Linked DNA regions of Homo sapiens: region 2 is linked to region 1. Evidence: chromatin loops called from intact Hi-C (ENCODE). Cell type or tissue: dorsolateral prefrontal cortex. All regions are shown on one strand.

Region 1 (8,000 bases):
CTGAATAAAGATGAAAAAGGTAGTATTTATAAATTCTATTAATAATTGATTTCCAAAGGAAAATAACACAAAAGATAAGTGAACACTTAAAGATAATTTCAAAGTAAATCTTGCTTGAAACTATATAAAAGTATTTATTAAAAGGCAATTAATTACTAACATCCAAGTGTGAAAATTTTGACCTTTAGTGTATTGTGCAGAAAAATTGTGGTATATTTCATTTAAAATTGATCAAAGACAGCAACATACATTAATCAGAGGAAAGCATCAATTAAATGTAGAAACAAGATTTAAACAAAGATTCATATTAAAATAATGATAAGTAATACTTAGAAACTGCATCCTAGAGACACATTATTCGTATTTTTAGAAAAACAGAAACATATTAGTGTGAAAAGATGTTAAAAAATGAATATTAAATTGTTGAGCACAACACATTATGTTGGCAACAATATACCATAAGTGACTGTAGCTTGCAATAAGGAAATATCTTACTTGTTTTTCTCTTTAGGCTTTTTTTATAGGCATTAATAACAAATATTTCCTTTCCTCCCTTATTTATTGAATCACACCCCTTCTCATACTATCTTTCCCCCCAAAGGAAGTGAATTAATTCACTACCTCTTGTTATTACAGTTTTTCATTTTAAAAACAAAAAACACTTAAGTTTTCCTTTTCTCTTATTTCAAAGTTATATATTTAGCCACCTGAGTTATGCTATGCGTCAAAATGTTTGTTGTTGTTGTTGTTGTTGGTTTGAGACAGAGTCTCTGTCACCCAGGCTGGAGTGCAGTGGCGCGGTCTTGGCTCACTGCAACCTCCGCCTCTCGGATTCAAACGATTCTCCTGCCTCAGCCTCCAGAGTAGCTGGGACTACAGGTGCGCGCCACCACGCCCGGCTAATTTTTGTATTTTTAGTAGAGACGGGATTTTGCCTTCTTGGCCAGGCTGCTCTCGAACTCCGGGCCTCAGGTGATCCACCCACCTTTGCCTCCCAAAGTGTTGGGATTATAGGCTTGAGCCACTGAGCCCAGCCCTCAAAATGTTTTTGAAGTAATTTTTGTTATAGTTACACAAATGCTTCTTTAGTTCAATGGTACAGGAAATTATGAGCTTGCTTCTATTTTGTATGGCATCAAAAATGTGTAAAGTACTGCAGAATGGGTTACGTATATTACATCTTCTCTTAAAATGATAATTTTTATGGTCCTTTACTTTTTTCCCCCTTCTTTTCCTTTATGAGCTGTGTCCCTAAAAATCACTTTAATTGCACATCTAAGCTTTCTTCTCACCCAAGAAAACCATTTTGAAGTACGTAGGTGATATTACTTTCTTGAGGCTTGATGGACCCTGCTGAGATCAAACCTGTTTACTTTTCTTAAAACTCCTTTTTGTTGGAGAGTCTTAAATATTAGTCTTTGTTAACCTTTCCACAGATTTGTTATTGGGCGGGAAAAACCAGGACAAGTGAGCGAGGTTGCCCAGTTGATAAGCCAGACACTGGAACAGGAGAGGCGCCAGAGAGAGCTGCTGGAACAGCACTATGCCCAGTATGATGCCGACGATGACGAGGTCAGTAGTGCTTGCAAAGATTCTTTTTCCCACATTTTCTAATTCATGAAACTCTCTCTACTGTATAACAGTATGACAGGTTTTATGCAGTTTCTTGAGGAAGGTGTGTCCACATTGAACTAAAATTCTACCTTAGAAAAGAAATACTACTCGCATCTGATATACGCTTAAGAATCAAGTCATGGTATCCTGTTTACAGTATGAAGACTGTGGACACAAATAAGTCTTATCTTTTGCACTATTATAAAGGAAGTCATAGAAACAGAAAAGGATAAAAACACAAAAATGTGAATAATGTCATCTTTATTGGTGGAATTGGGTGATTTTCTCTCTCTGCTTTATATTTTTTCAATCTTTTCCAAATGTTCTACAATAGTATGTAATGCTTTTCCAAAAAATCAGTAAACACACCCATACACAAACAAATATACATAGAAAAGTACTAAAGATTGCTGAGTGTTTCCAGTGTCTTTTTCCCCCAGGAAGAAAAAGTTCTTTGGATCTGCTTACTATGATTTGTGCTAACATAATGCAGAACAAAGCTTTCCACTAGCACATGTTCCATAGAGCAGATACATATTGGAATAATTTTACATCCTGCTTTCTGTAAAAGATCAAGTAAATGAATAGAAGCTAACCCCCAAGTGAAAACAGCTCTCCAGAACCCTTGTGTGCTGTAATATAATACAGATGCTGGTCTATTTCTAATGTCTTTGAAATGTACATTGATATAATGGGACAACATGCTTTATTATAAACACGTTTAAACATTCATGTGTTTCATATTGGTGTGTCAAAAGATCCATCAACAATTTAATTGTAGTATTTTATACTCCATAAACTAGTACATATTCAGGTAAAACAAATATTCTTCATTCCAGCTAATATAACCACAGTGAAACTTCATGTATTCAACCCCTTCTTATCTGAATATATAATTTTTCAGAATTTTGCTTTCTAGCCAGGATATAGATATTAATAAACAGACATTCAAATATTTTCACATATTTTTAATCTGAGATGTTTTAATCCCAATGTATATTAAGATCTCATGAATATGTGGTATAATGAGGATATATTCTCCACTTATAGCAGAAAATTAGAGGTGGTATATCCGTTAACTTTTGATCAAAGAATAATATATTAGAAATCCTTTAAATGAATGAATTAGACTCTTAGAACTTGATTTAATTTATTTTCTTACTTGGTGAGTCCATTTGAAATGGCAAGTATATTTTCATTACACTGAGATATTTTGTATGAAAAATGTTCTCTTGAATTTTCAAACTAAAAAAGGGATTTCCTCAAATATTTTGAACTTGTATCTTACCTGGTTTTCAATTCTTTACATTAGTATTTTGTATTTTATCAGAGACACTGATTTGCTTTTGCTGCAAGCTTATTCTGAGATTGTAGAATCATTTTCTGCAGGTTTGATTTTTGCGTCCTCACTGTGCTAGGATTTTTGGTCTTAGGTTCAGGGGAGTACAGTGACATCAAGTGGTGGAAGGGGACATGGCCAGGCTTTCTAGTCTGTGTGCCTTGGTGTCTTTGGCATGAAAGCACAGGGATTGGGCTAGATCACAAAATTCCTTCCAGCTTCTAATGTTCCATGAATATGAAATAAGACATCAAGTCTAACAAGCAGAGGGGGCAAAGAAAGAAGATAGTCACATTTTTAAGGCACTCCAAGTAAAACATTTAGATCACAGACCACACATTTTCTGCAGGTATTTTGAGGCGCTGATCACATTCATCCCCAAAAGTTGATATAAAATTTTGCTCTTTTTTTTTTTTTACGACACAGGGTCTTGCTCTGCCACCCAGGCTGGAGTGCAGTGGTGCAAGCATAGCTCACTATATCCTTGAGCTCCTGGGCTCAAGCCAACCTCCTGCCTTGCCTCAGCCTCCTGAGTAGCTGGGGCAACAAGCACACAGAACCACATCCTGCTAATTAAAAAAAAAAAATTTTTTTTTTATAGATGAGGTCTCACTATGTTGTCCAGGCCTGTCTTGAACTCCTGGCCTCAAGCAGTCCTCCTGCCTCAGCCTTCCAAAGTGCTGGGATTACAGGTGTGAGCCACCCTACCTGGCCCAGATTTTTCTTTAACTTGATAATTGGAATAGATGGAAAAAGAATAGTTTTTACTTGACATTTATACTTAGGAATGTATCACATCTTAAATGGAAGATTGTTTATAGATTTTTTTTGTTTGCCTGTTTTTGTAAAGTAATCAGAGTTGTCACCTGAGCAGATATTTTCAGGGGCAAGGAAATTAAGTAAATATTCAGTGGCAAGCACTTTGCAAGGTGTCTTTCTTACATGATCTCATTTAATCTTTAATGCAGCCAGAAGAGATTTTCTTTTTTTCCCTAGAAATGCAGCAACTGAGGTTTTTTTCTAGTGGTACATCCAGTAGCTGGCAGAGTTGAAATTGGAATAAAGTCTTGCTGGCTCCAAAGCCTGGACTCTTTGCAACACACTGTGCTGTTTTTGAGTAGCATGTAAGAACACTCCTGCAGACACAGAATAACTGGGTAACAAAAGATGTTAAGAGAATTACTGTTTGCGGTGATGGAGTTTAGGTTCTATGATTCTTTGTTCTGTATTTCTAATAATAGGGAAATCAAGTCTTTGGATAATTATTTTCTCTATGCAACAGTCCATAAGAATCATCTTTATAGAGTTTAAAGAGAAGAATAATTGAGTACTCAAATTTTTTTTAATTAGTTTAGCTTTAAGTTAAACTGTTTTTCTTTCTGCAAGTTGTAGAAGTAAAAACGAGGTGCTTGCTATGTTACTCCAAGTAACTCACTTTATGGAAAAAAGTCAAGGAGACTTCTCCTTTGTATCTGTCTCTCATCCTCTGTGACTTGGGTTTTTTCCCTTTCTTGTATGTTACACACTGCCTCAACAAAACATGCCCAGATAAAACCAACTGTTAATTTTCAGTGCATAGGAGAGATGAAAGCTGTACAAATAGTGAAAATCCACTCCAATGTTAAAACTTCAAATTGTCACTTGATTCAAATTCTTTTTTCTAATGCTGAAAAAATTATTAAATGGATTGATTTGAGTGCTTTTTCCCTATTTTCTATTTACTCTCTGTCTTTCTTTGTGAATGAAGAATAAAATGTCCAAGAGGCATAAAGGAAATGAGAAGAACAAATATTGGATAGCTAATGGATAAATGCTCCTTGAATAATTGAGTTAATTTCATATATAATTGAACAATTTATTGATTAGTATATCTTTGTTAATCAGTCACTTGGTTTTTTTACTTTTATGATTTATAGAATCATCTTGTGATTTCAAAGTTAGAGTTATTTTTATTTGACAGTATCTCCTGTGACATTCCCTGCACCAGCCAGGAAAACCTCCATTTAGATACAGAACAACCAAGTTCATCCAACTGATTTCCAGAGCCAGCTCTTAGTCAGCATTTTCTGCTGAAGGATAGATAGCTTCTGTTTTTGATCAAATCATCCAAAGTTGATTGTAACTTGGAACTTGTCACATTGACAGAGGGTATTTGCTTGCTTGCATTCACTACATGGAAAACATCACAATGGGAGAAATAGATCCTGAAATTATAAACCTACAGTGGAGCTCTAAAAACTATATTGAGAAAGATTAACTTACAATATATTGCTTATGCTTAGACATATCTGTTTCAATGCTTTAGGAAATTATAAGTCATACTCTAGTAGAATTTAAGCTATGTAGATAATTTTCAAACTATTTAAATTTCTGCTTTTTCTGTTTTTTTCTTCCTCTACATCTTTAGAAGGGTTTAAAATAAGCAAACAGCCAATTTTATTTTAATTTGCATCCCTGTTTTTGTTTACTCTCTGTTAAACATTCTGATTAAAAAAAAATGTTAAAATGGCTCTGCCTAAAAGCTGTAGAATAAAAAGGAGGATCCTATTTAAGAAGAGGGAGATGAATATTTGAACAATTGAAAAATTTTAAATGTATATCTGAATATATCTGTGATTCATGATTTAATTTCTGTTTAATCGAAGTATTGATCACTTGTTTTTTTTTTCTTTCTTTCTCTTTTCTTTTTTTTAATAATCTGAAAGGTTGCCATGGAGGATTTCAATAAATCTCTCAGACAATCAGCACTATTTCATGACACTCGGGGGGTATGATAAATTTTTCAACTAGAATTTAACTTTTTAGTAACATTTAATCTCTTGTCATACTCCACCACTATCAGTTTGTAGCCTTTTAGTAGTGAGATGATGTAATTATGGTATATATTTTGTGTAGTGTGTATATATTATGAGTATTTTTTATTTAAGAGCATTATGCCGTTTGAAATGCTGCAGGCTTAGACTGGAAATACAGTATGAACTAGTGCTATATTCCATTTTTGAGTTAGAAAATAGGTATGGTCATTGAAATTAAAATAAAGTATTACACTTTAAAAATTATGATTATTTGGCTTCCTTAAATATTCTTTTAAGATATAGTATTTGTTACATTGTAAAGTCTTAGCTATAGATAGCATTTCAAAGTCTCCTTAGGCAGTAGTTCATAAGAAGGTTAATCATCACTCCAGAAACTGAAGCCCCTTCTATACTGAAGCCCCTAAAATATAATTTAATCTTTCTTTCATAATTTGTTTTCATTACTGGAAATTAATATCATTATAACAATATTATAGCAACTTTTTTTTTAGAATCTTTTAAAGTATTGAATACAGTTTAGAGTAGCTGCCCTCATGGGTATGGTTTTTTATTGCTTGTGTTAGCATGTCATAATTAGAGGCAAAAATATAATGGAAGCTTTGGTTTGCATAAGTATTAAAAGGTATACAATAATATAATATTTATGTTATAAAAAGTGTTAGAGGGATAACATTAAGTTTGACTCATACTGTTTGCCATTCCTAGTTGGAAACAGCTTGTGTGTGTAAACAAGAGAATGCAATTATTATGGTTGGCCTTTTAATAATGTGAATATAATAATGTAAATAGACTTTATACTGTATCTATAATACTGAGAAACCAAGAGTGTGGGCATTTTTTACCAACATGCCGCAATATTGTCTTAGTACTTAACAGTGTGTATTACAGTAAGCACTGGGACTCAGTGTTTTTCAATCCTTTATCAGGCTGCTCTCTGCGGTGGGGGTTAAGCCTTCTTTAATATTTTTTGTCAACCATTTTAGAACACTGTGGCTGAATTGCAAGGAATGTCTGGCAACTGCAATAACAATAACAACTATTTTCTTAAGGTTTGTTTTTTGGTTTAAAGTAATGCTTACCTGTACTTTCCTGCTTCATATGTAAAATTAAATATTCTTTGTGTCTTATTAACTATCTGTATGTTCTGAAGAACTTCTCTAGAGTGATGTGTTTTGTGCATTGAATAATAGTTTGAAAATAATCATTCAAAAAACAATTCTGAAACATAGCATATATTTTAGGTATAGGTTCTGCAATTTAGACTCATTTCTTAATATTTAGCCATGGATATTTTTAACCCCTAACACTTTAAATATCTTGTGATTCAAATTAAAGGGAAAAAGCAAATGTCCAACAGCAGGTCTGTATGATGTTTACACAGTAATAATGCACATAGTGATTTATACTGTCTGTAAATCCAGTACTTTTTTAGAAAATAATCTTTTGATACAAAATTCTTGATTTCTCAAAACACTAAATATATCTTTAAATTATAGTAGTATTTAGTTGCATGATTTATATGGTAGACATATCAAAATATCTAAAATATCAAAATATCTAAAATGATACTATACTTTAAATAATAAAATAATTCTCGTTATGTTTAGTTGCTGTTAATATAGATAGCAGTGCTTAAAAATGGAGGTTGAGTGTATGTAAAAGGCAGGCTGATTTATGGCAATTAGAGGAAACTGAAGAATAAAGGAAATATATTTAACAGCCTGTTCACAGACTCCAATTTGGTCTAATCTCTAAAATCATTAAATTTAATTATATCCTTTGTTTTATGATCCCCAAATCTATAGCAACAGTCATTGTCACCAAAGCCAAGAATCACAAGGTGCTTGGAAAACATTCCGTTTAAGACCCTATCCATATGTGCACTGGCCTAAGTAGTGTATACACATGCTTAACACACACACACACCACACACACACCACACTCACACCACACATACCCATGCACACACACCACACATATCCACACACACACCACACACACACCACACATACCCACACACACCACACACACACACCACACTCACACCACACATACCCACACACACCCACCACACATACCCACAAACACCACACACACACACCACACACACACCACACATGCCCACACACACATCACACACACCACACATACCCTCACAACCACACACACACCACACACACGACAAACACCACCCTCACACACCACACACACCACAAATACATACACACCTC
Region 2 (8,000 bases), 290 kb before region 1:
ATTAGTAGATTTGACACTATGTACGATGGCCCTTCATATTCCAAGTTCACTGAGACTCGAAAGATGTTTGAGAGAAGTGTGCATGAATCAGGACAGAACAACCGCTATTCCCCAAAGAAAGAGAAAGCTGGAGGGAGTGAACCTCAGGATGAATGGGGAGGTTCCAAGTCCAACAGAGGCAGTACTGATTCCTTGGACAGCCTTAGCTCCCGAACTGAGGCTGTCTCCCCAACTGTGAGTCAACTGAGTGCAGTATTTGAGAACACTGATTCTCCCAGTGCCATCATTTCTGAGAAGGCTGAAAACAATGAATACTCAGTGACTGGGCATTATCCCTTGAATTTACCATCTGTTACTGTTACAAATCTTGACACATTTGGTCACCTGAAGGATTCTAATTCCTGGCCTCCTTCAAACAAGCGAGGTGTTGATACAGAGGATGCTCACAAGAGTAATGCAACTCCAGTACCAGAAGTGGCTTCTAAAAGTACCTCTCTAGCTTCGATACCTGGTGAAGAGATCCAGCAGAGCAAGGAACCCGAGGACTCCACATCTAATCAACAGACTCCCGACAGCATTGACAAAGATGGTCCTGAAGAACCTTGTGCTGAAAGTAAGGCAATGCCAAAGTCCGAAATCCCTTCACCACAAAGCCAACTGTTAGAAGATGCTGAAGCTAATTTGGTTGGAAGGGAGGCAGCAAAGCAACAGAGGAAAGAACTTGCAGGTGGTGATTTCACCTCTCCTGATGCTTCTGCATCCAGTTGTGGAAAAGAAGTACCTGAAGATTCAAATAATTTTGATGGTTCCCATGTGTACATGCACAGTGACTATAATGTGTATAGGGTGAGATCCAGGTATAATTCAGACTGGGGAGAGACAGGCACTGAGCAGGATGAGGAGGAAGATAGTGATGAGAACAGTTACTATCAGCCTGATATGGAGTACTCGGAAATTGTTGGATTGCCAGAAGAAGAAGAAATCCCAGCAAATAGGAAAATTAAGTTTAGTAGTGCTCCTATTAAGGTAAGTGTGTTTTCTCCATTTTGTTTTCTAAATTTGTTTTTAGTACTAGGGCCTAATTGTATGTAGAATAGACTTGACAACTAGTAGGAGTTTTTGTAAGGGATTCAAGATTGTTGATACCTTTAAAATCACCTGTTGTCAGGTGATTTTAAAAGTTCAGAGTTTGAGAGATATCAATTACATTTCTTAAATGTGCTTTATAATGGCATACATCAATAGTGAGTAATATTAAAGCTGAAGAAGTTCGGGAATTGTGAGATACGTTCCAATGAACTGGAGTATGAGTATTGTGAGTACTGAAAACCAGGAGTGTTAGTTTGAAATGTAATTACTTTAGTTTTACCTAAAATTATTCATAAATAATATTTTCTGAATGTACACACTTTAAGGTATGAAGTATAATGTACAATGGGAGAGTTTTGGTAATCTGGGAATAATATTCGATTTACTTTCTTAAAAAAATCTGAGTTATTAAGTGTAAGTGGATTGTGAGGAATTTTGTTGGAACTTTTTTTGGGGGGTACTGCTAGTTGGTGGTGAAAATTTAATTTATGGAAATATATTAGCTGACTTAAATACTTTGAAAAGCTTTGACTGTAAACAGTCTGAGTTCAAAATTTGTTACATAGCTTTAAAATGAATTTTTTGAAAGAAATAACATTGATTTGCCATTCATGGATTTATTTTTACCTCTTAAAAACTGGATAAATGCCAATGGAATTCACATGCTCTAATGACTTCACTTAGTTAACATTTGGTATGGAAGAATAGCACAAAGTACATCAGCAGTGGGTGGTAGAATGTTATTAGTGGATAATGGCAATAGGGGCAGGAGGTGGTTGGTTGAGTACCAGAATCTCCTGGGGTGCTTTTTCAAAGTGTACTTGCCCACAGCTCAGTCCTGAGATGCTGGCATGCTCTCCTTGGGGAATCTGGAAGGTTATGGTGGCAGAATGTGTAGTTTTAGACCACATTCTAGGGGCTTCTAGCTTACACAGTGTGTATATATGATAGACTTGGAATTTGATATATTCCTGTAAATTTTCTCCTCAAAATCTAAAATCACTGTCTGTTATTTTCATTTTGGGACCTTCCATATAAGGCTCTAAAATATAAATTTACATAGAAATATTTAAAGAGAAATCTGACATTGTTCTGATTATGAAATACTATTCTGAAATAAAGTAATAATCTATGAAATTATTTACAGATGTTAGCAGGCAGACTTTCATTTTATTAGTGTAAGGCAGAAGTTCTGGGTCAGAATGGGTCATGTTAAGTTAAACTGTAGTTTAAAATAAACTACAGATGTCAATTCAGTTTGAAAGTAAGTTTCTTTGCAGTGCTTTACCACCTTCCTTTGTGATTATCTCCTCCTGCCTTCCTATTCCTCCCCAACCCCCACTGCCCTACTCTAGATGGTCTTTAAAGGTGCCTTTCCCCCAAGCCTATCCAGTGAGCTCCTAAACTTTGCCATTCGCATCCCCCTTGAACATCATCTTTCTACCCTTTAGGAAGAAAGCAATAAGATTAAATCGTTTCACATTGAGAAAGGCAGGAATAACTGAAATGAACTCTTCAAGGAGTTGTTAAACCCAGTGACTAACTTTTTAATACAAGGGATAGCAGCTTATGAAAATTTATCAAGTAGACCACTACCCAGTCAACCAAGTGGGACACCAGCCTGTATTTGGGTCCTGTGCTGCACAAAACATAACTGTGCACTAGTTGGTTTAATGGATTTTAAAGGATTTATCATTGAAATGTGTCTGTTTATATGTGAACAAACCAGCTTTTTGGGAATGATATTTTGAAGTTCAACTAATTTGTGCTATGATTGCTTATAACAATAAGTATTTTGCCTCTTAATTTTCATATAATGACAATTTTATCTAGCAAATAATGAAACATTACCTACATTTAATGCATTTCATCAAGAATAAGATTTCTAAAACAAATTAGATCAAGCATAAGACTTGTGAAACAAAGATAATGTATTGCATTTGATTGGGCAGTTAACAGGACTTCTTGGAGTGGATTAAGTTTGCAAACAGAAGATTCATTCTTAGCCCTTTGTAATGAATAACACAATTACTCTTTCTTGCTGCTTCCATTGTTAAATATGCAAGTGGATTCACTTGGAAAATTTGAGAGCTGCTTTCTACTGGTCATGGTGGTGGCCATAGTGTTTAGGTTATTCTCCAATTAAGATTTTTTTTGCTGCAGAGGGTGGTAATACCTTATTAGATCCAATTAAAGTATTTATTGAAGGCTTATCATGTGTGTTCTCTCATGCTGTTAGCTGAAGAAGACACAAAAATCTGTAAGGTTACCCCTTTCCTCTGTGAGTTTGTAGAGTCAATTCTTAAACACATTGTATTTAAAATCCATAAAAAACAGTATAAAAAACTATGCCAAAATTTTTAATGTCCTGTGAGTCCTTTAGTGGCACTTGGTTGTACTAAATGCATATAGTGAAAGGGATTTGATAGATTATTTGGAAAGGAATACATGCAACCATTTTCTATCTGTGTTTCTTTATTCTTTTCATAAAACTTTATTTATGGAATGGGAAGTTGCAATTCCTAACCTCAGTCTTTTCCTTTGAAGCTTAAACATACTTCCTCTTAAAGAAGCAACAGGGAATGTATTCTTTAAATAAATGATTTTTAGAACTTTTACATTCTTTTCCTGGCTGTCACTTTATTCTGTACTAGGTTAAAAATTCCTAGCACCTTTAGTTTTTTGTTATAGATCTTATTTATCATCTTTGTATGTGTAATATTGTCCTCAGTGACTACTTCAGTTCTTTTTATAGATGTTTTACATAGATATTTCCATAAGATGTCTTAAATCTGGACTTAGAAAAACATCAGAATAATAGTTGATCTTTCCTGTGTAGCATATACCTTGTACTTGTACATATACCTTGATTTTTAAAAATGGTCAGACTGTATTGCCAGCCATCAGTTAGTATGACTTTCCTATCTTTCACAGACAGTTATTTCTTATTAGATAGATTGTTATGTTTCATAGGGTCATGAAATATTAGAATGGGATTAATAATAGCAAATTAAAATCCAACTTTGAGATATGGCATGGGAGAATGTTATGGACCATGCTAATTCGAGATGGAATTATGCCTTCATTTTCAGGAATTTTTCAAAATGAAAGGATTGAATTAAAGTAAATTTGTCTTAGATGAATCAAAACAAGAGAGGGTGACATGTCATTTTTTTCTACTAATTCAGAACATTTATGGAGCCCCTAATATGTGTCAGGGACAATGCAAATATAACAAATACAACAAATACATAAAATGAGGAGCTGATGAAGTAAGGAGCTGCTGGTCGGTGGGACGTGTACAGCCCATTAAGGAAGCTCTCAGGCTGTTCCCAACTCTGTGCTTTGATGATCTTTCTAAGGTTGCTGCAGCCTCATTAAGGAAGTCACAACCTTTCTCTGTTTCTTATGTCCTTTGGATTGGTATTTTTTTTTCCCCTCAAATACTATTGTGTTACAATGGATTGTTATTCTTGAAACAGCATATCTGAAAAAGATTTTTCTAACTCACAGTAAGAAGGATATTGCAGAGTTAATATTGAGGTACATTGTGCTATATTTTGTGTTTTCTCAAATCATATGGAGCTTTACAGGATTAGAATTCAAATAATCAGCAAGGGCACCAGAGCTTCTTCAAACCTTACATGATAGTTGTTGAAAATGGATCTTCTTGTATTCTCTCCCTTTTTGGGGGCTCCGAGTCATAGTTAGGGCATTCATGGATATATGAAGTTTTTTTGTTCAGGATGGTTTTCAGGGAATAGTTCTGTTGAGATCCAACTTTTTGTCTTTGCGGAGGCTTCCTTTATAACAGTTTTGTCAGTGCTTCTTAAACTTTAATATGCATATGAATCACTTGGGAGATCTTGTTAGCATCAAGATTCTGATTCAGTAGGTATTCTATGGGAAATTACCTTGATACAATGGTTGAGCTACAAGTACACCAGCAGGCAAGCTATCTCAGAGGTTATGGAATAGAAGACTCAGAAAACAAATTAAAATGCTTGAATCACATGATTTACCAAACCAGTTAAACACAAATCCAGAAGCAAGAGGAAAGCTATGGAGTAAGTTAACACACTTCAGGTTCAAACCAGGTTGGAAGGACCACGCTACCTGTCCTGGATAAACAATGTTCCTATGTCCCATCTTTCTTTCACATAACCCTTCCCCATTAATGATGTGGTTATGAGGACCAGAGCTGATGTTTGAGCCAAGACTCCATAGACTAATGATTTCCTGGGTCGATGATACACACTTGTTCTGTTGAAGAGATGTGACAAATACACTTAGGTACAGCCGTAGCTTTGCTAGTTTGCCTGCTGATGAGCCATGGGACCATCCTTGGTGTCTTCAGTAGATGACTGATATGGAAGTAATGTAGCTATCAGTCCAGGCATAATGGTGACTTGGTATTTCCACTGCTTTTTGTCTATAAGTAAATCTCATTCATTTTATCATAATTTCTATTTATTTTATTGTTGTCATGTCTTACTCCCAGCTTACCTATTTATTACGCATCTGCTGACTGCCTTCATTTCACCAGCTTGCATTCTCATTATCAATACTTGGCCCAGCCTGAGTGTTGCCTCTGTCTCATAAGTTGTTAGTTTATTTACCATCTATGATTATCACTTCTTAAGTGTTTCATCCATCCCATTAGTTTTGTTTACCTCTATAATAGAATTTCATATTCTGAAATAATACAGGAAAACCACGTTAACAGTATGTCTGGAGGGGAACCTTAGATTTTACATTTCTAACAAGCTCTCAAGTGGTGCCGATGCCGCTGATCAAGAGATCACTCTTTGGAATATGAATTTGAAGTACAATCTTCTGGCTTCTGAAAGTGGCTGGCCATAGCATGTTAGGGAAGCAACATGTAATAAATTTCCTTTCCAGATGGGCTGCTATATCTGGTTGGGTGGAATAATATTCTCTGAAGATGAAATAAGGTATAATCTTGTAAAGTGCATGAATACTCTGTTTCTGGATCCCAAAGTGGATTATTATCCTTAACTCAAGGCATTTGGGTCATTAAAAAGTCACATCCTAGGCTCTTTGTGTGGTTTAAGTTTTTAGTTATAAAAAGTTGGGAGGAAGAAGTTTTTAATGGAATCAGAAATTTCATTTCTTTCATTCTTTTGCAAGTGTAAATTAATAAACTTAGTATAAGAATGGTCATATGATTTAACTTGCTTTTCTTGGATAACTTTGATGGTACAACTTTTTTTTTGTTTGTTTTTTGTTTTTTGTTTTTTGAGAGGGAGCTTTGCTCTGTCACCCAGGTTGGAGTGCAGTGGCACGATCTCAGCTCACTGAAACCTCCACCTCCTGGGTTCAAGAGATTCTCAGGCCTCAGCCCTCTGAGTAGCTGGGACAACAGGCATGCACAACTATTCCAGACTAATTTTTATATTTTTAGTAGAGACAGGGTTTTTACCATGTTGGCCAGGCTAGTCTCGAACTCCTGACCTCAAGTGATCTGACCGCGTTGGCCTCCCAAAGTGCTGAGATTATAGGCGTGAACCACTGTGCCCAGCCGATGGTATAACATTTAAATTGGATTTCCTTTTAAATTTTTATGTTTTATGACCTATGCTTCATAACCAGGTAAATGAAATATGTCAAATATTTTAATATACTTTGTAAAATCAAATAATGAAGATTTGTTGAATGAACCCCTTTTCTAAAATCCAGAGGTATAGCTATACTTTTAAACTGAACAGTGATCATTTAGTGTTTAAAAAGGGATTCTTTTGACAGCAGATTATTTCAGATGTTTACTGGTATTTATTTGTAATAGAAATATTTAAAGTTTCTTGTTTTTTGTTAATTTAATTAATTTTTTTTGAGACAAGGTCTTGCTCTGTCACCCTGGCTGTAGTGCAGTGATGCAGTCATGGCTCACTGCAGCCCTGACCTCTGGGGCACAAGTAATTCTCCTGCCTCAGCCTCCCATGCAGCTAGGACTACAGGCAAGCGCCACCATGCCTGTTATTATTTTTTTTTTTTTTGTAGAGATGAAGTCTCACTATGTTGTCTAGGCTTGTCTTGAACTCCTGGGTTCAAGCGACCCTCCTGCCTTGGCCTCCCGAAGTGCTGAGATTAAAGGCATGAGCCACTGTGCCCAGCAGTTGCTTGCTTTTTGGATCATACATACTTTGTGTTCCCTCTAAACTTTCTCACAAATGACACTAATTGTTGGGTTCATGTACTTGAAAGATAAGATGCCAAATTTGGAGGAAAATCACTTTGTGTTATGTTATCCATGTGTCGTTTACCTTGTTAACCCAGTTAATATGCCCATTACAAGTAATTTGATTGAAATCTCATCTGCATTAGATTTTTTTCTAACACTTTCTCTACCACTTGAAAACAAGTTTAGGAATTTTCATAGAGAAATATAGTTAGATGTGGGATAAATTCTGTATAAACAAAACAAACATTACTATAGATTGTTGCTTTTTATGCTGTTATCTAATTTACCTGATATTTTTCTTGATTTTCTATGCTCTCATTTGGACCTATTTTCTTTTTGTTCTTTTGCTTCATTATATTCTATAGCTATGGTTTTGAAAAGGAAGAAAACTTTTCAAGTTATGCTTTATAGTTTTTCTTCTGGTCACTTTTACAGTTTTCTCCTGGTTCTCATCTCTTTAGTTTGTGACATAGACATTTAGAGATGAAATATACTTGAAGGTAATCTAGCGTCATTTCCCAGTCACTTCAGGAAGCCCTTCAGTAGCATACTCCTGACAGATGATGTTTCAGCTTCTGCTTGAATAATTCTACCGATGGAGAGTTTATTACTTTGGAAGGTAAAAGGAAAGTTAGAAGGAGGGGCATGCTGGTGTGTGTAGGGAGGTGGTGCACTCACTCTTCTTTTTATTTAATTTTAATTTGCAATT

The links. Peaks named below come from ENCODE experiments on the same cell type or tissue, not always from the same donor. Only the 100,000 strongest peaks of a DNase experiment are listed, where the experiment ranks them.
Region 2: it touches region 1 in a loop (2.9-fold over the local background); 22 of 110 quality-filtered maps call a loop at or near these places.

The regions. Positions count from the first base shown.
Region 1 is chr7:95,196,913-95,204,912 of GRCh38, forward strand. It overlaps PPP1R9A (protein phosphatase 1 regulatory subunit 9A), which reads left to right. Exons shown (of 20, transcript NM_001166160.2): 6 at 1,437-1,572; 7 at 6,753-6,818. All of the region lies in intron 1 of PPP1R9A-AS1 (PPP1R9A antisense RNA 1), which reads right to left. Among named protein-coding and RNA genes, the nearest start is that of PPP1R9A-AS1, 13 kb to the right of the region's middle. In dorsolateral prefrontal cortex, CTCF peaks have their summits at 3,038 (motif pointing left) and 3,238; a DNase peak (open chromatin) is centred at 3,089; H3K27ac peaks cover 1,241 bases.
Region 2 is chr7:94,910,483-94,918,482 of GRCh38, forward strand. It overlaps PPP1R9A (protein phosphatase 1 regulatory subunit 9A), which reads left to right. Exons shown (of 20, transcript NM_001166160.2): 2 at 1-1,026. Among named protein-coding and RNA genes, the nearest start is that of PPP1R9A, 6.9 kb to the left of the region's middle. In dorsolateral prefrontal cortex, no CTCF peak of the experiment used is centred here; no DNase peak of the experiment used is centred here; H3K4me3 peaks cover 2,335 bases.